4 separate regions of the Homo sapiens genome follow, and regions 2, 3 and 4 are each linked to region 1. A link is an interaction called in ENCODE POLR2A ChIA-PET data of the cell type or tissue named here. Cell type or tissue: PC-9. All regions are shown on one strand. Each heading gives the region's core, and the rest is flanking DNA. Links, peaks and the distances in the headings are about the cores only.

Region 1 (5,163 bases), core at 727-4,726:
TACCAAGCCCACCTTGGCTTGAAGGCTGAGGGGGTGAGAGAGGGCTGGGCGGGCCTGGTGAGTCTGGGGCACCTGGGCCTGCCTGCGAGGGTCCCTGAAGCATTGTGACAGTGACTGCAGCAGGAGGACTTCAGGCTGAGGCTGAGGGAAGAGTCCCAGCAGCTTCCTGGGAAGCAGAGGAGGGTGCTGAGCTCAGCTTGTGTGTCCCTGAGTGGCAGGCCTGGGCTTTCTGGGAATGCAGCCTGGGCCTGAGGGCAGGCGAGGGAGGCCAGCCAGGGGTCCTGCACCACCGCCCCCACCCACTGCCGGCCCCAGTCTGGCTAGGAGAGTGGGGGGTCTCCATTTCAGCCTGCTGGGCCTTTAGAGTAGGGCAGGGACTGGGGTGCTCTGGGGGCGGGGCAGGATCGAGGGGTGTGGGGTGAGGGGGAAGATGAGTCCCCTGGGCGTATTGGAACCCATGCCAGGGGCCTGGGTTTGACTCCCTCCCCTAAGGTGCGCATTCCCAGGGCCTGGGGGAGAGGAGTGGGCTTGGGGCTGTGTGCAGTGGGGCCCTGAGCTGGGAAGGCACGGAAGTGCCTGCTCTGACCCATCCCCCACCTCCGCAGGGCAGGCAGGCTGAGGCCTGAGTCTGAATGACCCCCTACAAGTCTTGCCATAAAGCCACTGGTGCTGGGAGGGCGTCTGCTGTTCTTAGTGGGGAACACGTCATGTCCCCAGCCCCTGTCCCTCTGTGTCAGCTCCCAGCCTGGGCGTGCACAGTCGGGTGCAGCAGAGGCTCCTGATGGCTGGACAGGGGGCCAGTGTGGGCGCAGTGTGGGCAGTCTGAGCACAAGTGGGGTTTGTGGGCAGTGTGGATGCTGGGGGGCTTAGCGGAGGGTTACTGGAGACGATAGAGGTGTGCGGTGCTCCTGGGCTATAGAATAGGGAGGAGGATTAGAAAGGGCCTGGGAAGGCAAGGCTTGGAGGGCTGGTTAGGTTTTGGAGCAGTGGTTGGGCTGACAATGGAATTTTGGGCACACAGATGATCTGAGAGGGGTGAGGGTCAGAGCTGGGGTTTAGGATGGGATTGGTTTAGGGCTGGGTTGTGAGGATGGAGTAGGGCTTGAGCACAGAGAAGCAAGTAGAGTTTGGGGCACAGTTCAAATTTGGGGTTAGGGTTGGGATTAGTACCATGTCAGATGAAGGGATGGATTCAGGGCTGAGGGTGAGGGCCATTTGCAGTTAGCACCGGGCACAGCTCGGGGTTGGGTGAGGCTGGGTCAGGGCGAGGGCTTCTGGGGTAGGATCAGGTGCGTGGGGCCTGCTGAGAGTGTCCGAGGATCTGCTCGTTCTGCCCTGTGGTGTCCCTGATGGGCTTTTTCTCCCTTTTTGCAGGGTTGCTCTCAGCTATGGCCTTGGTTGGAGACCCAGCTGGTGGCCAGACCCCACCACCCTTTGGGTTTGGACCAGGGCTCCAGGAGGTGGCATCCTGCAGTGGAGCCCCAGACTCTCCAGGGATGGAGTATCAGCTGAAGCAGGGGCCCCCATTTCACACTGGAAAGGGCCTGGGGTTTGGGGTTCCCCCCTGCCGGGGAATCCAGGGTCCCCACCCCTGCCTGCTGCCTGCCCTCCTGCCTCGGCCTCACTCTGGGTCCTTGTCTGGGAACCTTAGCACCTTCTTTGAGCCGCTGGTGGTGTTGGCGCACTTAGCAGAGCAAGCCCTGGCCCCTTTCCTCACAAACCTCACTCCCAGGTCTAGGCGGGGAGGCTGGGCTGCTCCTCATTGTCTTAAGCAGAGCGGTCACCTGAAGGCCTGGCCGTCTCACCTTGTCATGATTCCTCCACATTTGAGAGTGACGGAGGGGCAGGGAGTCAGGGCTGTGTCCACAGTGTGTCCTCAACCCAGACTGAGCCAGGCCCATGGCTCTCACTGAGGTCCTCTCCTTCTGCCTTGGTTTCCCTCTGAGTCCAGCCCCATGGGGAAGCTGGGCTCCTGGGCCTCAGGCCTGATGCTCCCTGTGCCAGGGCCTGTCCCCTGCTACTGCACTGAGCTGGAGTCGGGGGCCTGGTTGTGGGCTTCTGCTCCTGGTCTCAGCGAGACCTCCAGGCTTCCTTGGGCCCAGCTCCTCATCTCAGCCGGTCGCACCTGGGCAAGTCCAGTCAGTGTGAGGGGCTACTTCGGTTTCCTCACTGTGGCAGGGATTGGGGGAGCTCCTGAGCCCTGGGCTGGGGTGGGTCCGGAGGGGTGGGGGCTCCTGGCTGGGCTGGGTGTGCCTGTATGTGACTCAGGCTGGATGCCCAGGCCCTGAGCTGGCGGCTTTGTTCTCCCACTGGCCGGGTAGGGTGCGTGCTGCAGCCCTGAGTCACCCGGGTGTGGCCGAGCTGCTGGCGGGACACCAGAGCCATACACCGCCACACTCACAGAGATCCACACACTGGAGCTCAGGACACGGCGCCCTGAGAGCGGAGGGCCCCCCTGGTGTGGGTGCCGTCACTGGTGCCTTTCCCTCGGTGGTGCTGTGAGACATTCCCAAGAAGCTCCTTGGTGACTAAGGGCCCTGTGCTCCTGGAGCAAACTCAGCTGTTTGCTGAGAAGGCCTTCCTTCTCTTCGTGGTTACTCCCTGGTTAGGGCCTGGAGGGGGACCTGCAGGCACAGCTGGAGACCCTGAGGGGCACACAGAGCCTTCCCCCGCTGCCTGATAAAGGGCATATGCAGGTGACCATGTGCCATCTGTCCAAACTGTGCACCCACTGGATCCTTGAAACAGTTCTGAGAGGAAGGTGCATTGTTCCCACTTTACAGATGCGGACACCGGGGTTGCTAATAGTTGTCCAGAGTCACCCGACTAGCATGTGTCCCACTGGGACGCTCCTCCTCAGGTGCTCTGTGTGGCCTGGTCCCGGCCCTTCCTCCACTTCAGTCCAGCTCACCACTAGGACCCCCTCGACACCACCCCTCGCTCAGTCAGGCAGGGGCCCACAGGGCCTGGGGCCAGATCTTCCCATGGGGAGTTGTGTCACTGTCCCTCCCAGGCATGGGGCCTGGCGCCCAGGCCCCTCCACTGCCTCTGAGGATGAAGACACAGGGCTCTGCTGGACTCCCTGGAGCGGCCCTGACCTGCTTTCTCTGGGCTAACAGTGGGAGGTCCTGGGGGACCTCCCTACTTGGGGGATCCAGGCCTCACTGCCCCCAGGGACAGCGCAGGAAGTGTGTGCATATCTGTGTGTGTGGGATGGGGCAGGAGAGGCAGCTTGGCTTATACCGGGTGTTGGGGGAAAGCAGTGCAGGTTCGGGGAACCTGGGCCCTGAACTGCATGTGGACAGCCCCCTCCCACAAGGGTGAGGATGGGCACACAGGGGCCCTGCATCCTAGGCCAGGCTTGGGTTCTCGGAGGCCAGCTGGAGCTCGCCTGCTTTTCTCAGGTAGACCAGGGTCTGCTACAGACCCTGCTGCCCCCAGAAAGGCCTAGCCTGGTGCAGTGGGGTGAGCGGGCGGGGTGTGGCCCCAGGAGCTGGCCCCACCCCCTGCACCACCCTGCTTTGTCAGAAGCTGTTTGAGGCAGAGAATAAAGCACCTTATTAGGTAAGAAATGCCTTCTGCCAGGTGGGGAGAGGCCAGGCCCGCCTCTGCCCCCAGGCCTGCCTGCCCCGCCCTGGCAGAACACCAGCTTCTGTGGCATCTCAGTCCTGGCCCGAGCCCAGCAACCCCACACCCCCTCACCCCATGGAGCTCCGGCCGTCCTGCCCCAGACTTGGGTGGGGGCACCTGGCATGGGGAAGCCTGGCCCTCCCACCTGGGAGGCAGAAGAGGCAGCCTCACGAGTGTCAGCTTGGGGGCTGTGTGACCTTGGCCAGGTGACCCCTCCTTCCTAAGCCTGAACTTTCTCTTCTATACAATCAGCGGGTGTGCAAGGGGCCTTGAATTCTCCTGAGGCTTCTTAACCCCATTGGGTGTCCCTCCACTTACAAACACGGGCCCAGGGTGCACCCGTCTCCAAGGGCGTAGTCTCAGCCCCCTTGCTCCAAACCCAGAGCTTGCCTATGGGGCTCCCCATCTCTGTTCCAGGGAAGCAGGGGTCCAGGGCAGGTCAGTCAGTTTTCCAGGCAGGGCAGCCTGCTTGGCTTGGCTAGTTACAGCAATGGGGCCTTGTAGAGACAGGACCTGAGGAAGCTGGCGCTGCCTCCTTAGACCTGTTTCTCTGCCAGAAATGCCTCCATTTCCAGCTGTCAACTAGAAGCCGACCGTCCCCAAAGCCCCCAGGCCAGGCCTTAGGTACAATGTGTTTTGCATCTTCTGTTGCCCGTTGGAACTTGGCTTTGGAGATAAAAGTCCTGACTCCACATTTCCAAAGTGTCTTTTAAGCATTATCCGGTTTGACTCTTATCTACAGGACACTTTGGCAAATGAGGCTTCACAGCATGGCTGGTGCTCTCTGCCCTGGAAAGGACAGTAAAGGAAGGGAGCCTGTCTTGTCTCTGTCGGTCCTGGAAAGATTGGAGCTGGGGGCGTCCTTGGATAATGTCTAGACCAGCCTCCCACTGTGGAGTCCAGATTGGCCTAGAGCCCAGGATCCTGCCCCCTCCTCCTGCCCCCTGTCCTGGCCAGAGGCTGCCTGCTCTCCCTATTCCATGTCTTTCTGGCCCAGCCAGGGGACACAGGGTTGGGGCAGGTTCCAAGCCTCCACCTCATGGAGGATCCCTGCTGTGGGCCTTCCTTCCCTCTGCCTCTGTCCCGTGGAGCCTTCTGGCTTTCCCATTCCTAGCATAGCAATTGCACAGAGGTTTTGCAGGAGGACTGACAAGGCAACTTCTGCTGTGCGAAGAAAACAAGGCAAGACACTTGACCATGGCCGCCATGCACAGCTGCCCTCTCCCGTTCCCAGCCTCCCCTGCATGGAGTGGCCCTCAGAGGCTTTTTGCGCTCCCCTGGCCAAGTGCACAAAGGGCCCTTCAATTCCAAGTTCCTGTGGCTGCACCCCCTCCTGAAAGCCCTGGGGCTCAGGGAATCCCCCAGTATCATGCCAGTTTGGAATCCAGGAAGTCCTAGCAGGAAGTTCTCCCTGTTGCCTGGCTCCAGTCTCTCCTGCTGTGTTTCAAGCCCCTTCTCTTCTTGCCCTGTCCTCTGGAGGGAGCAGACTGCCCAGTGCTCAGGCCACAGTAAGTTGGAGGTCAGAGCCACAGG
Region 2 (5,163 bases), core at 536-4,535, 780 kb after region 1:
AGTGGCATGATCACTGCTCGCTGCAACCTCCGCCTCCCGGGTTCAAGCGATTCTCCTGCCTCAGCCTCCCGAGTAGCTGGGATTACAGGCGCCCGCCACCACGCCTGGCTAATTTTCGTATTTTTTCAGTAGAGACGGGGTTTTACCATGTTGGCCAGGCTGGCCTCAAACTCCTGACCTCAGGTGATCCGCCTGCCTCAGCATGAGCCGAGTTGTGAGCCACCCACCACACCCGGCCAAAAGCATTATACTTAAAATCATACATTAGGCCAGGCGCAGTGGCTCATGCCTGTAATCCCGGCACTTTGGGAGGCTGAGGCAGACAGATCACAAGGTCAGGAAATCGAGACCATCCTGGCTAACACGGTGAAACCCTGTCTCTACTAAAAATACAAAAAAATTAGGCGGGCATGGTGGCGGGCGTCTGTAGTCCCAGCTACTAGGGAGGCTGAGGCAGGAGAATGGCATGAACCCGGGAGGCGGAGCTTGCAGTGAGCTGAGATTGCGCCACTGCACTCCAGCCTGGGCGACAGAGGGAGACTCCGTCTCAAAAAAAAAAAAAAAAATCATACTTGATTTGGGCTCTCAGCTTTTGTTCTCTCATATGTAAAATAAATTAGATTGAGGCTGCAGTGAACTATGACAGGCCACTGCATTCCAGCTTGGGCGACAGAGCCAGACCCTGTCTCAAAAAAATAAATAAAAATTTAAAAATAAAATAAATTATATGATGATAATGTTTGTAAAGATAATTGTAAAGATAATTGTAATTTGTAAAGATAATTGCTTGTATAGGACACTACTGTATAGGACACTACTGTGATGGGAAAAGACCATGCACTCTTCTCTAAGAATTCACCGTTCCTTCTGTCTTTTGCCTTCCTCCCCTCAGCTAAAGGGCTCCTGGAGTGAAGTGGACCCTCAGCTGTACTCTGTGGTCTGCGGCAACAGCCAACGCACAGAGGAGCATCCTCTCCTTAACTAAGCACCGAAAGGGAGTGAAAGGGTAGACTGAAGGAAGGACTTACTAATTCAAGGAGTCATTGGAGCAGAAATGAGTGACCAGGAATGGGGAGGATGCGTCTGTGGAAAAGGAACAGGGCTGGGCCCCCTTCTCACTGGTCCTAGATGGGATCAGGCCTGCCCAGAAGCCAAGAAAAAGATGTTGTATAGACCTCAATGGGGCAAGGCCGGGATGATTGAGGGGATACCTTCAGGGGAGGAGGTGCTAGGCAGTTTTCTGAAAATGGTGCGTTCAGACAGCTCACTATTTCCTGTAGTAATTCCAGGAAAAGACTGAGTAAGACAAGGTCAGGACCGGGAGGAATGCAGCTGGAGGAGGTGTGTATGCACAGTCTCCCCAGGGTGAGCCTGTCCAGAGCCATAAACCTTATCTCCTTCCTCTGAATAGCTGGGATAGCTATCTCTGGCTCCCAGGGGCTCAGGCTGAGTCAGGGCTGGAGGCTGGGAGAGACTGTGGGCCCCGAAGCATACCTAAAACTGTGAGACCACTCAGCACTTAGGTATGAATGGCGCCATTTAGGGTCTGAAATGGTCACCATTTTCAGAAACCTGCTCAACACCTCTTCCCCTGCAGGTATCCCCCTCCGTCATCCTGGCCTTGCCCCATTGATACCTGAAGTGTGGCACATTCAGGAATGAGATTGGAGCAAAAGGGATCTCTTTGGCGGAGGTGGGGTCAAAGAGATAGATTAGGATGATTCATCTCCACAAAGGCTAAGGCTTTAGATTCCTACCAGCCAGCCCCAGGCCAGAAATTTCCCCTTCAAGGAAAGTTGGGCTCCAGGGCTGGGCAATACTATCACCTCAATTATCCCTCTGTTCCTGAGTTCTAGGGTTTATGCACAGTTCTTAATGGGGCCTAATAGTTTCTTTGTCTCTTCCAGCCCTCTATCTTAGAGGACAGGAGGTGGAGCCTACCAACAAAGGGACCCAGGTTCCAGTTCCAGGGCTGCGTTTCTCTCCCCCTCAGGGCCCATTACTCTGAGCTGGGCCCCAGGTAGGGGAGGAAGGAGGAGAAAGGAGGCAGTGTTCTCATGTTCTCTGTGTCCCTGAGAAATTCCCCACCTCCCTTTCAAGCTCCCTCCTAGCAGGCTGGTGAGACCTGCCCTGGAGACAGGCTGGTGCGAGAGGCCCCCTCTGCAGAGTGGAAGGGGGTGACATAATTGCCTGTCCTGAGACTTCTAGACATGTACACACTGTCCCTCTGCCTGGTGTGTCCCTGCCCCCCGCCCCCCACCACCTCTCCTGCTCGCTCAGGTATCCTCTCCAGTGCCCAGCCAGACTGATCTTCTACAAACACTGCTTTGATCCTGTCACTCCCTAGCCCAGAGCTTCCCGTTGCCTTCAGAATAAAGGTCAAATTCCTCATCTGGTGGCTGAGGCTTAGCCTTCCCCACCTGGCACTAGCTGCCCTCCCCACCCCACCCCCAGGACTGTGCCCTCCTCTCCTGAAGCACCTCCTTGTCACCTGCACCTGTTGAAACCTTACCCTTCCTGCAGGTCCTGGCTCCAGCTCACCCCATTCATTCCGCAAACATTTGCTGAATGAAAATCATGCATCAGGCACCTCCCCACAAAGCCTGCCCCAGTCACCTCTGCCGGAAGTGGCCACTCCTATAGAGACCCCAAGAATAGGGCTTTGTTACACCCCTGGGCTGGGTTACACTTGCTGTGGGCATGTCTGAGCTCCCCTCCCTGATTGTAAACCTGATCCACAGTCATTTAGCATGCACTGAACATCCACTATTAATGAGGCATTTTCCATATTTGTCTCATTTGACCCTCACAAGGACCTTGGGAGTTCAGTCTTCTTATCCTTATTTACAGATGAGGAATCCAAGGCTCTAAGAAGTAATGTGCCCAGCAAGTAGTAGTCAGAGCTCAAACCGGAGTCCTGTACCCTAAGTCCAGGGCCCGCACATCAGCGCCAAGGCATCTTCCTCAAAAGTAGGGGCGTGTCTTATACATGTTTCTGCTTCCCTCCACACCCAGCACAGGAACTTGTTTGATTCACTGAATGAATGAATGAATGAATGAATGAATGAATGAATGATTCAATTCTATCCCATGAGTCCTCTTCTCTACTCTGACCCTATCTCCTCTCTCCCACATTGCTTTTTTCCTATCTTCTGTCCCTTACCCTGGACCCCAAGGATTCCCCCCAAGGGAGGAAAGAAGCTGTGATTGTTTCATGGATACCAGAGATGGGAGCTAAGCCTCAGAAGGGTGTCCACAGCCTGGACACACCCCAGGGAGGAGATTCAGGACAGGAAGACCCCTTCACCTTCACCACCACTCAGTTTGATAGACCCAGGAGAGTTCCAGTCCTTCTCTCCACCCCTCCCCAACTCCAGCAGGAAATAGGTGGGCCCAAGGGAGCAGCAGGACAAGCCAGAGAACAGTGAGAGGGTGAAGAGGGGCCCAGATTCAGTGACTCACCACCCTTGGGCCTCCCCTGGGGAAAGGGTGGGGAGCCTGGACACTTGGAATTCCTGCCTGTCCCTAGGGAGACACTTGGGTGTTAGGAGGCTGAACAGGAGGAGGAAGAGCTCTGTTTGTCCCAAACTAAGGGGTGGCCATGGCAACAAGGCCAGAGCCATCAGGGCTGGGAGCAAAGGTCCTGGCCAGGGGTGGAGTCGCGAGGGCCCTGCTGCCTGCCTGCCAACTGGGCCACTGTCCACACCATGCCAGCCAGGCCTTCTCTGACTGAGCACCCCCTTGTGGGCAGAGCCGAGCCTGAAATCTGGGGATGGGCAGTCCTGAGGGGGAAGCCACCTGCTTTACAGACACACATGTTCTTGTCCTCTCCCAGTCCCTCCATGTGTCTTCTCAACTGCAACCAGAGACAGACAGCCTCTAGAACAGGGAGTGCTCAGCCAGGCGCGATGGCTCACTCCCGTAATCCCAGCACTTTGGGAGGCCAAAACAGGTGTATCACCTGAGGTCAGGAGTTCGAAATCAGCCTGGCCAACATGGTGAAACCCTGTCTCTACTAAAAATACAAAAATTAGCCAGGCTTGGTGGCAGGCACCTGTAATCAAGGAGAATCGCTTGAGAGGCGGGAGGCGCAGGTTGCAGTGAGCCAAGATTGCACCATTGCACTCCAGGCTGGGCAACAAAAGCAAGACTCTGTCTCAAAAACAAAAACAAAAACAGGGAGCGCTCTTGGCCTTTGTGCTGGGGAAAAGAAGGCATGGAGAACTGAGTCTGCTGCTGGGAAGTGAGTAGATTGGAGGTGTCAGTCTGGGAAGGCTTCCTGAAGGAGGATGTCTCAGGCTAAGGAAAAGACAGCAAAGGCTTCAGAGCAGAAGAGTGTGTCTCCTCTGAGAGCCCAAAGCAATGTGGCTGGAGTCACAGATGACACCATCACTCCTTCTCTTCTGCTAGTCACAAGAATCTTGGTGTCCCAAGGAGCCCCCAGTGCACCACCACCATCCTTAACAATGCCCCTACCATTATGCATGTCCATTCCCACCCTTACCTCCCCTTGGAGGTGGAGATGGCACTTCCTCTGCCCAGGGCCAGACCTCCACCAGTGCTCTGATCCACACACCCCTCCCTTCACACACAGAACCTTGTCTCATCAAATAGTATCTCTCCCTTGCCATACTCCTCCCACCCCCATCCCAGGCTGAATTTTATTCCCCTCTACTTGTAGTCATGCTCATGTCACTTCTTCCTTTAAAAAAAGAAAGAAAGGGGCTGGGCACAGTGGCTCACGCCTGTAATCCCAGCACTTTGGGAGTCCGAGGTGTGTGGATCACCTGACGTCAGGAGTTCGAGACCAGCCTGGCTAACATAGTGAAACCCCATCTCTACTAAAAATACAAAAAATTAGCTGGGCGTGGTGGCAGGTGCCTGTAATCCTAGCTACTTAGGAGGCTGAAGCGAGAGAATCGCTTGACCCCGGGAGGTGGAGGTTGCAGTGAGACAAGATCGTGCCATTGCACTCCAGCCTGGGCAACAAGAGTGAAACTCCAACTCAAAAAACAAAAATAGAAAGGGAATCATCCTTGACCCATGTCCCACACCCACTACAGCCCTCTCTCCTTGCCTCTACAGCCAAGCTTCCCAAGAGGGGAGACCATACTCGTTGTCAATTTTTCACCTCCTCCTACATCCCCAACCCTAGCCACCATC
Region 3 (5,163 bases), core at 623-4,622, 820 kb after region 1:
GAGGCTGTGTCCCCCTGAAGGCCCTGGTCAGATCCTGGTGAAGTGGATGGTGCTGCCACAGGAGGGATGTAGGGTAAACTTCTCAGAGACTCAGGGCACTCCAGTGATCTGGGCCCAAAGCACACAGTTCCTTTTCCTCTCCCCACAATCCACACTGGAGCAGCAGGCTCTAGTGGGCCCCTCCCAGGCTGGCAGAACTTTCCCTATCACCCACTCCCCAGAAGCAAAAAAAGTTTAAAAAGCACCAGCCTAAGGCTGGGTGCAGTGGCTCATGCCTGTAATCCCAGCACTTTGGAAGGCTGAGGCGGGCAGATCACAAGGACAGGAGTTCAAGACGTGCCTGACCAACATGGTAAAACCCCGTCTCTACTAAAAATACAAAAATTAGCCAGGCATGGTGGTGCATGCCTGTAATCCCAGCTACTCGGGAGGCTGAGGCAGGGGAATTGCTTGAACCCGAGAGGCAGAGGTTGCAGTGAGCCAAGATCATGCCATTGCACTCCAGCCTGGGCAATGGAGCAAGACTCCGTCTCAAAAAAAATAAATTATTGTACATTTAAAAATAACTAAAAGAGTATAATTGGATTGTTTGTAACATAAAGGATAAATGCTTGAAGTGATGGATGCCCTGATGAGATTATTATGCATTGTATGCCTGTATCAAAATATCTCGTGTACCCTAAAATAGATACACATACTGGGTACCCACAAAAATTAAAAACTTTTTTTTTTTTGAGACAGAGTTTCACTCTTGTTGCCCAGGCTGGAGTGCACTGGCTCAATCTCGGCTCACTGCAACCTCCGCCTCCCAGGTTCAAGTGATTCTCCTGCCTCAGTCTTCCGAGTAGTTGGGATTACAGGCGCCCACCACCACACCTGGCTAATTTTTTTTTTTTTTTTTTTTTTTTGGATTTGGAGTAGAGACGGGGTTTCGCCATGTTGGCCAGACTGGTCTCGAACTCCTAACCTCAGGTGATCCACCTGCCTCGGCCTCCCAAAGCGCTGGGATTACAGGCATGAGCCACCAGACTCAGCCAAAATTAAAAACTTTAAAAAATAAATTAATAACCACAGCAGTAGCTAGTAGCTAATGGCTACCAGATTGGACAGGACAGTGCAGCACCAGACTGTAAGCTCCCTTTGAGCAGAGACTGGACTATCTTGTTCACTCTTATGCCCTGATACATAACACAATTCCAACACATAAACAGCAGGTTGTTATTTTCTTTTTTAAAGACAAAAATTTGAAATTGTAATTTTTATTAAATTGTAAATAAAATGTTATTTTATTTTATTTAATAACCTATAGCATTTGCCAATATCCAAGGTATAAATACTGCTGTCATGGTTGATTTAAAATGGTTTAATTCTGGGAAGCAAAATTTTCAAATTTAACAATCTTCTCTTACTAGCTTTTGAATGAATAAGCAAATGAATGAACAAATAAATGAGCAAATAACAAACCAAGAGGAGTCTCTGCATGCCTCACCCAAGGAAAAGAGGACAAAGGAGAGTAGAAGAATATTTCAAGATGCCAGCAGTCCTCTCACTCTCTTTGCAGGTCCTCTTTGTTCCAGGAAAGAGAACTTAGTGGGAGAACAATTGAACTTCCTCAGCTTCGCTTCACACACACCCCAGCTTTAAGAAAGCCCAGGAAGAATTTGTTTTTTTTTTTTTTTTTGAGACGGAGTCTTACTCTGTCACCCAGGCTGGAGTGTAGTGGCGTGGTCTCGGCTTCTCAGCTCACTGCAACCTCCACCTCCCAGATTCAAGCGATTCTCCCGCCTCAGCCTCTCCAGTAGCTGGGATTACAGGTGTGCACCACCACGCCCAGCTAATTTTCGTATTTTTAGTAGAGACAAGGATTTCACCACGTTGGCCAAGCTGGTCTCAAACGCCTGACCTCAAATGATCCACCTACCTCGGCCTCCCAAAGTTCTGGGATTACAGACATGAGCCACCTCACCTAGCCTTTGGATTACAGACATGAGCCACCTCGCCTAGCCTTTTTTTCTTTTTAAGGAAAAAAAGAAAAATAAAATCTCATCTTAATCTGCTCCATTTTTTTTTCTTTTTAAAGAAACTTTCCCAAGTCACTTAAACAGTCTTCGTAATGGGAAGGCACTCAAACTATAAATCTCCCTGTCATTTAGGAATGCTCAGTGCAAATGTTTATAGAACCCGGGCACCACTTTCAACCTCTCCTTTGAAGAAGGGCTTTGTAATCCTCCTCTGGGGTCACTCCTACATTCCAAAAATGTTCAGGAAAGGAAGGGAAGGTGCCCACCAGTGGGACAGCTTAGACCCAGGTCCCCACCCTCAGGTTCGGCCCTAAGAACATAAAGATACAAGAAAGGTCACGAGGTTAATTCAAAGCCAAGGAATGTCATGGCAGTAAATGCTGCAGGTGTTCACGGGGAGGATGATGGCCATGATTTGTGGCAGAAGTGAAACCTGAGAGATGCTAAGACTTGTGCAGTGGGAAAGGTGAGAAAATAATGAGAACAAAGTCCCCAAGGCTTGGCTGCATGCCTGGCAGCTAGTAGGTACTGCATAAATACAAGTTCATTGGCTCTCCTTGAGTTGTCTGGCTGGGGTCCCAGAGACTGAAACTTTGCTCTTGGCTGCAGCAGGGGCAAGATCGCAGGGGTGGGTACATGCCAAGCCCCAGGCAGCACGTCACCAGAGAGATAATCTTGAGCTGGTGGGAGCAGCCAGGCATGCAGTGGGGCTGAGCTGAGCCAAAGCACAAAACAAAAAGGTCTCATCCCTGTGGCTATAATCAAGGATGCCAACCCTCCGGCTGCCCCAAGACCCCAAGCCTAGATAAGGAGACAGCATCCTGCCTGAAGAGTGTGGCTCTGTCCAGTCGGGGTCTCAAAGGCCTACTGCCCACTTTGGTGCTGCCTTTAGCCCTGTCTAGCACCAGACCCAGCCACAAGGAGCACCTCAGGACTATGGCATACTTCTGTTGACCGGATGGTCACAGCCGTGGTCAAATCAAAGCCTTCTTGGGGTTCCCTGGAGCTGTCACTCATCTGCCACCACTTTCAGGCCTCTGTCACCCTAACCCAGCCCTTCAACACAAGTTCTCTGGCTTCTTCAAGCTCCTATCAAGTAATACAAAATCACCCTTAAAAGGCTCTATAGTATTGTTCAATTCCTTATCTAATACTTTCAAACCCCAAAAAACTCTGAAAACCAAAAATTCTTCATAACTCACATGCAAAACCTAACATGAAGTTATTTATACTTTTTTTTTTTTTTTTTTTTTTGAGACGAAGTTTCGTTCTTGTTGCCCAGGCTGGAGCGCAATGGCACGATCTCGGCTCACCGCAACCTCCGCCTCCTGGGTTCAAGCAATTCTCCTGCCTCAGCCTCCCAAGTAGCTGGGATTACAGGCATGCACCACTGTGCCTAGCTAATTTTGCATTTTTAGTAGAGATGGGGTTTCTCCATGTTGGTCAGGCTGCTCTTGAACTCCCGACCTTAGGTGATCCGCCCACCTGGGCCTCCCAAAGTGCTGGGATTACAGGCGTGAGCCACCGCGCTCAGCCTATTTATACTTTTTATATATTCCATTTAGTGTGAATATTCATACATTTCACTGCAGCAATATTAATAAGACTGAGTCCATGATTACACGTGCCACAGATCCCCCCCTCCCCACTGTGGTTTTCCTTAGTATACATTTTATGTACCACATTTCCTTTGTAAAATCTGAAAGATTCTGAATCCTGAGAGTCATCTGGACCTACAGGTTAGGTTAAGTGATTGTGGGCCTGCAGCATAAGCCCAAGTTTAGAGTGAAAGAATTCCAAGCTGAAATGCCTACTCCCCCAAGAGATGCACAGGCCCCTGCCAGGCAGAACAGACAGGGCCTTAGAGCTGATGGTGGGAGGGTCCCAGGAAGACAAGGCAGGGTAGGGGACTTGGATAGCTCAGGGCAGTGCCTCTTCGCCAGCTGGTGCACAAGCGCAGTGTTTCTAGGCTTTCACAACCACGCAGCAGCCCAGGGTGTGCCTGCTGCTCACCAGGATGACTCCACCTCTTCCATCAGCCAGAGCTTGAGCAACAACTTATCTCCCCACCTGGGTTTCTTCATCATTGCGAGGAACCCACCTGGGAGCCCTGGGTGGGGACGAAAGGAACTAAGGCATGCAGCATACTTAAGGAACTCAGTGGGGGTGGGCTACTTTGATTGTTCCTTTATTCAGTGTTTCTTGACCACCTTGTACCATGGTAGACCCCTGTGGGCAAGACAATGTATAAATTACCGTGTTAAGGACAGACAGAAAGTACACAAATAATTAAAAGCAAAATTGAACTGAGCAGATTAAAGTGAGATTTCAGAAGAGAGTTTGGCCTGGAGAAAAGAAGCTTGGGAGGAAAGAATGCTGCCTGGGGCGTCAGGAGCCCTGGGTTAGGTCAGGCTGACTCATTTCGGTGACTTTCACAAGGTTCTTCTTCTCTGGGCTCAGTTTTCCTCATCAGCAAAATATAGATTTAGCCTTAGATCTCCTCTAAGATTCCTTCCATTTTCTTTCTTTCTTTCTTTCTTTCTTTTTTTTTGAGACAGAGTTTCGCTGTTGTTGCCCAGGCTGGAGTGCAGTGGCGCAATCTAGGCTCACCGAAACCTCTGCCTCCTGGGTTCAAGTGATTCTCCTGCCTCAGCCTCCCAAGTAGCTGGGATTACAGGCGCACACCACCATGCCCAGTTAATTTTTGTATTTTTAGTAGAGACGGGGTTTCTCCATGTTGGTCAGGTTAGTCTCAAACTCCTGACCTCAGGTGATCCACCCGCCTCGGCCTCCCAAAGTGCTGGGATTACAGGGGTGAGCCACTGCGCCCGGCACCTTTTTTTTTTTTTTTTTTTTTTTTTTTTGAGACAGAGTCTTGTTTGATCACGGCTCACTGTAACCTTGACCTCCCACGCTCAAGCAATCTCCTGCTTCAACTTCCCAAATAGCTGGGACTACAGACATGCACCACCATGCAATCTCCTGCTTCAACTTCCCAAATAGCTGGGACTACAGACACGCACCACCATGCCCAGCTAAATTTTTTTTTATTTTTAGTAGAGACGAGGTCTCACCATGTTACCCAGGCTGATCTCAAACTCTTGAGCTCAAGCGATCCTCCTGCCTTGGCTTCTCAAAATGC
Region 4 (5,163 bases), core at 809-4,808, 800 kb after region 1:
TGATTGGGGAGGAAGGAGCCTAGAGAGGTTACACACAACACATCCCAGCTCTGCCACCTACTAGGATATCACTTTTCAGGTTGCAGCTTAAATGTCACTCCACTCCCCCAGAATCTCAAGCAGGATTAGTGTTTACTGATTTGGGCTTCCATTGTTCCCTGGACTCACCCAGGCATAGCACCAACCACACTTTAGTGCTATTGCTTGTTTAATTACTGATCAGCTTTACTAAACTGTCTCATCCTAAGGCAACCGTCCATCAGTTCTGCGACCTAACAACCGCTTGGCCTCCCGATTTCTCCTGTCCGTCGCTGATAAACTGCTTGAAAGAAAAGTCTACATTTTGCCTCCACTTGGTCCTCTCTCTCCTCCCTCTCAGTCCACACCCCGGCTCCAGGCTCCATCGCTCTACTGAAAGTGCTCTTTTTGTCCTCAGCCTCCCTGATCCTTTTGTGCACCTGGCCCTGTGGGCCCCCCTTCCTTGAACCTCATTCTTCTTGGCTTTCATGACGTCCTCTCTCCTGGTCTCTTCCTGGGAACTTAGAGATCTAGGCCTTCTCCTCTTTCTCCTCTTCTCCCTCTGTCTCTTCCTCTTCTTCTTGCCTCAAGTCCCTCTGTGCTGACTCTGCTCCTTCTTTTCCCTGATCCTTTCCCTTAGGCCACCTCACCCACAACTGGGTTTCACCCAAATCCTTGAGGGGGATGCTCCAGGTGGGCCCGTTGCACGTGGCCGTGCAGGGTGTTCAGTGTACAGGCACACCCTGCCAGGAAACAAGGAAGAGGCTCCCTCTCTGCAATTTGTGTAAAGGCCCCGCAGGTTAGCTGTGACCCTGGCATCCATACCTCCTGCCCCATGCCTCTCCCAAGCTCCAGCCCTGCTCTCCTAGCTGCTCACAGGATAGTTCCCTAAACACTGCTGGCAGAACCTGCCCAGCCTAGGCCAGGAAAGAGGCTGACAGAGACAGAGCCGGCTGACTGGATGATCTGGAGATAGGTTCTTGGCCACTCTGTTCTTCCATTTCACCCCCCTTTTCAAAGACTCAGTCTTAGCCACCCTGCCCTGAGCCCATGTTAGATGGAAAAAAATAGTGGTGAGCAGGGAGCAGAAGGCTGGAGAGTAGTAAGTGCAAAAGAACAAGGGGGCTGGGAAGAAAAGGAGCAAATGGGGCAAAGCAGACAGGAGGGGAGGTCAGCTGGCTTCTCAGCTGCCAAAGCTCTTCCAGGCACGTCATCTCATTTGGTCCTCATGAAAACTCTCTAAGTGGATATTACTATTTTTCTCATTCTACAGCTGAGGAGAGACCAAGCTAGTAAAGGCTGCTCAAGATCACTAAGCCAGCAGTGGGGAATATTGTGAAATATTGAAATATTTTATTATTTCATAGAGACAGGGTCTTGTTATACTGCCCAGGCTGGTCTCAAATTCCTGGCCATAAGCGATTCTCCCACCTCAACCTCTCAAAGTGCTGGGATTACAGGCATGAGCCACCTGGCCGAATCCAGGTCTTTTGACACCAAGTGCCCTATTCATCCCTTTGCCCTCCCCTAATCTCTGGGCAGATTTGAGTGAGGCGATAGGCTGGGGGATATGGCATTGGGATACTGGGGTTGCACCTGAGGAGAAGCCAACAGCACCAGGGTCAGAATGGGCAAAGGACATAAGCACAGGCAAGGCCATTCCTGGTGGGGCTGGGCCAGGGAGCTGAGGGGCTCCTAGAAGGGCCAGGTTCCCCGACTTCTCTGAGCTTCAGCGCCTGGAGGTTTCTGGGCAGCCACACGCTTCTCAGCGCTGACCCTTCCTCTTCCTTTATCCTTGGAAAATAACCCCTAGGGCACAAACCCAACCGAAGCAATGATACTAAGTGTCAGGGCATTCCTCGACTCTCCCACCCCTGGGGAAGAGGGCCTGGCCCAAGCCCTGAGAACCCGTTCCCACCTCCACAGGCAGTGCCAGGGACTCCAAATAGGGTGCTGAAATTCCAGAAGTCTTGATATCAGACTGGGTCCTGCACCCAGCTGCCACCCGCATCCTCCCCCTGCTCCGCAGCTGCCTCTGAAGCTTGTACCCTTGCCCCCACCTCTTGTCTCTCTGCAGTCTACCTGACTGCACTTTCTGATGACCCCCACTGACCTCTCCTAGCACCCCATGTTTATTAATTACTTAAACCTAAAGTATTTACGGAGCTCCACCTATGTGCCAGATGCAGGGCTGGGCAGGAGGATTCCCATTCCACCCCAGATTCCTTTTCCTTTGGGTTCTACCCCAGATCTCCCTCTGTCTCAACAGCTCTACCCTTAACTCAGCAGCCCTGGGATTTCTCCTGTGGGAGGGCCCCCTGCATGGGTATACCCTCCACTGAGAGTAGCTGAAAGGAGCCCAGGGGAGCCTCCCAGGCGATCCCTTCCTCCCTCCAGCCCACCCCACCACAGGGCCTTCTCACTGTCTCCAACACACTGGAGTCACCCTCAGTCTTTAAAGAAGAGGATGGGAATCAGTCTCTCCCTGTTTTGTGTATAGACCCCATCCTTACACCTCAGTTGCTGTTCCGAACACCTCCCTCCTCCAGGCTGAGCAAGGAATTTCCAGCCTAAATGTTAAAGCAAAGGCGGAAGGACTGCAGGCCTTCCAATCCTCCCTAATCCTCTCATCTCTCCACCACCTAGTTTCCCCAGAGCCATCAGCTCAAGCCCTTTGTGGGAGAATGTGGAGTGGGCAGTAAGAGCTGACCCACCCCTATCGGGTCATCTCTGAGTCTACTCTGAAGTTAAACCTGCCTCACAGGTTCCCACTCCCCTTCTGCTGGACGCTGGAATGCAGGACTGATGGTGGGTGGAGAACCATTTCCCCTCTTTCCGGATTCCCCCCTGCCGAGGCTCATTACTCTTTGTGTCTGTTCTGGGAGCTTCTCACCAGGGCCCCTCCTGCTCCACCCTTTCCCGGGACTGTCCTCACAATCACGCCATCCCCCTTTCCACCTTGCTTCCCACCCCCACCCCAGAACCCTAGTGCTGGGAATCTGGAGGCCGAGACCTTCACCCCAGCTCTCCAAGAGGCTCTCTGACAAAGTGAAAAAGCCCTGAGCCACAGAGGAATCTGGAAGTGGTGGAAAGGGGCAGGCTGGTGCTGGAAGCCCGAGGTCGGTATTTGCCCCATGCTGCAAGAAGTCAGGAATGTGGCCATCGACATCAGTAGGAGAGATAAAGTCTAGCTGGCAGCTCTCCCTCTCCAGCCCCCACGCTGCACCTCCACAGGTCCCAGAAGTTTCCTAGCAGTTGGGGTGGGGCAGGAATCAGACAAGGACCTGGGAATTAGCTTGGAGAAAAATTCTAGAATCTGTTTTGATTGCTGGTAGATTTCAAAGTGCCCCAGGGTTTTTAAATGACTCAGAGAGACAGACTTCAAACCCCTTGAGCCCGTCTTTCGAATTAAATTGACCCCCTTTATCTGCCCTCCTGTATATATTGAAGCCTTCCTTACTTTGAAGGAAGGCTCCAGTACAAATAATTAGTATTTGTTTGATGAATGAGTGAGTGACAATTTACACTCACATTCACTGCCACCTGAGGAAATAGACTGGACAGGTCTTACTGTTTTCCCTGTACAAGTGAAGAAATTGAAGTTCAGAGTTAGGTGACTTCCCCAAGGTTACACAGCTAGCAAAGTATCCAGGCTGGCTGACTTAAAGCTTAGCAATAACAGTAAAAGGCAGTACGTAGCTTGTTGACTCCACATACTTTATTATAAAATACTGCCCAACTTGACAGTTCTGGAATCCAGTGGGGGAATATAAAGGTGAAAGCAGGAGAGACCCCTCTGACTGGAACCTCTTACCTCCCAGAAGCCTTGTATGCAAAACCAGTGGGCATTCATTTGTATGTTATTTTGCATCCCGTTTGCCTCCCAGCCTTCAGCAGGCCCCGACCCTCCCCTGGCCAGCTTCCACCCTGACTGCCCCCTGGCTGGCTCCCATTGAGCACTGTGGGGCTCTCCCCACCATTAGGTGACAGATCAGGAACAATCCAGGCTCAGGCTCTTTATCTGTGCTCTGCCTCCCACCTGGCAGGTCCACTGGCCAGGCTTTTCCAGGGTCCCTTCTCTCCCAGGTCTGCCCTACTATTTGTCCTCCCCTTCCCCCTCAGCTGGTAGCTCGATAAGAATCAATAGGTCCACTCCAGAGCAAAGAACACAGCCAAATGTGTCATACCAGGCCCTGCCAGAAAAACGAGCTGCTGGAGCTGACAAACTTGAAGGCCAAACACCTAAGGGTTCCCCCCAACACTTCATTCAGCAGGGATGGTCATTCAGCTTCAGGGGGCAGGCAGCATGAAAGCCTCCCTACCTCCATCCTTCTCACACAGAGGCTGGGGAGAGCATCTTGGAGGATGCAGTCCCCTGGGGCCAGGCTTCTAATCCAGACAGCCCTTACAAGGGGGGACAGGGGAAGGACTGGCTTGGAGAAAAGTCCTAGAAAAGAGGGGAGGGGCACTGGCCACCAGGGCTGGGTCGCTGCTATGATGGTCCTAGGAGTGCCTGCCTGTCCTCTCAGGCCCCATGCGATGTAGGACACATTACTTTTATTTATTTATTTATTTATTTATTTTGAGTCAGAGTTTCGCTCTGGTTGCCCAGGCTGGAGCGCGACGGCACGATCTTGGCTCACTGCAACCTCTGCCTCCTGGGTTCAAGCGATTCTCCTGCCTCAGCCTCCTGAGTAGCTGGGATTACAGGCACACACTGTGCCTGGTTAATTTTTGTATTTTTAGTAGAGAAGGGGTGTCACCATGTTGGTCAGGCTGGTCTCAAATTTTTTTTTTTTTTTTTTTTTTTTGAGACAGAGTCTTGCTCTGTTGTCTAGGCTGGAGTGCAGTGGCATCGAACTCTTGACCTCAAGTGATCCACCCGCCTCGGCCTCCCAAAGTGCTTGGATTACAGGCATGAGCCACTGTGCCCGGCGATGTGGGACACATTATCATCTCTGTGAGAGATTTTTGGTCTCTTTTGTCACCGCCCTTCTCTCCCAGCTCCTAGAACTGGGCCTGGCTCACAGTAGGTGCTGAATGCATACTGGTTGAATTGTAAATGCTCAGGATTTGTTTAATTAAGGATGCAGGAAAGGTGATATACCGGTGTGCAGAAGTCAGGATGCATTCCCTGTCCAAATC

The links. ChIA-PET counts read pairs that join two places held together with the same protein. Peaks named below come from ENCODE experiments on the same cell type or tissue, not always from the same donor. Only the 100,000 strongest peaks of a DNase experiment are listed, where the experiment ranks them.
Region 2: POLR2A ChIA-PET joins it to region 1 with 13 read pairs; 4 of 35 experiments call an interaction of 5 or more read pairs at or near these places.
Region 3: POLR2A ChIA-PET joins it to region 1 with 24 read pairs; 4 of 35 experiments call an interaction of 5 or more read pairs at or near these places.
Region 4: POLR2A ChIA-PET joins it to region 1 with 14 read pairs; 4 of 35 experiments call an interaction of 5 or more read pairs at or near these places.

Annotation. Positions count from the first base shown.
Region 1 is chr12:52,145,158-52,150,320 of GRCh38, forward strand. No RefSeq gene overlaps it. Among named protein-coding and RNA genes, the nearest start is that of SMIM41-AS1, 30 kb to the left of the region's middle. RefSeq lists enhancers at 2,208-2,502, 4,562-5,163. In PC-9, for the core only: no CTCF peak of the experiment used is centred there; DNase peaks (open chromatin) are centred at 2,404, 3,084 and 3,554; H3K4me3 peaks cover 2,492 bases; H3K27ac peaks cover 4,000 bases.
Region 2 is chr12:52,923,900-52,929,062 of GRCh38, forward strand. It overlaps a transcript of KRT8 not described here. Among named protein-coding and RNA genes, the nearest start is that of KRT8, 21 kb to the left of the region's middle. In PC-9, for the core only: CTCF peaks have their summits at 3,785 (motif pointing left) and 3,985; DNase peaks (open chromatin) are centred at 1,492, 2,502 and 3,562; H3K4me3 peaks cover 2,228 bases; H3K27ac peaks cover 4,000 bases.
Region 3 is chr12:52,967,771-52,972,933 of GRCh38, forward strand. No RefSeq gene overlaps it. Among named protein-coding and RNA genes, the nearest start is that of KRT18, 21 kb to the left of the region's middle. RefSeq lists enhancers at 3,453-4,380, 4,381-5,163. In PC-9, for the core only: no CTCF peak of the experiment used is centred there; DNase peaks (open chromatin) are centred at 1,621, 2,261, 4,051 and 4,421; H3K4me3 peaks cover 2,883 bases; H3K27ac peaks cover 4,000 bases.
Region 4 is chr12:52,942,896-52,948,058 of GRCh38, forward strand. It overlaps a transcript of KRT8 not described here. Among named protein-coding and RNA genes, the nearest start is that of KRT18, 3.6 kb to the right of the region's middle. RefSeq lists enhancers at 860-1,454, 2,644-3,239 and silencers at 4,190-4,484, 4,870-5,163. In PC-9, for the core only: no CTCF peak of the experiment used is centred there; DNase peaks (open chromatin) are centred at 2,076, 3,086, 3,176, 4,216 and 1 weaker place; H3K4me3 peaks cover 2,982 bases; H3K27ac peaks cover 4,000 bases.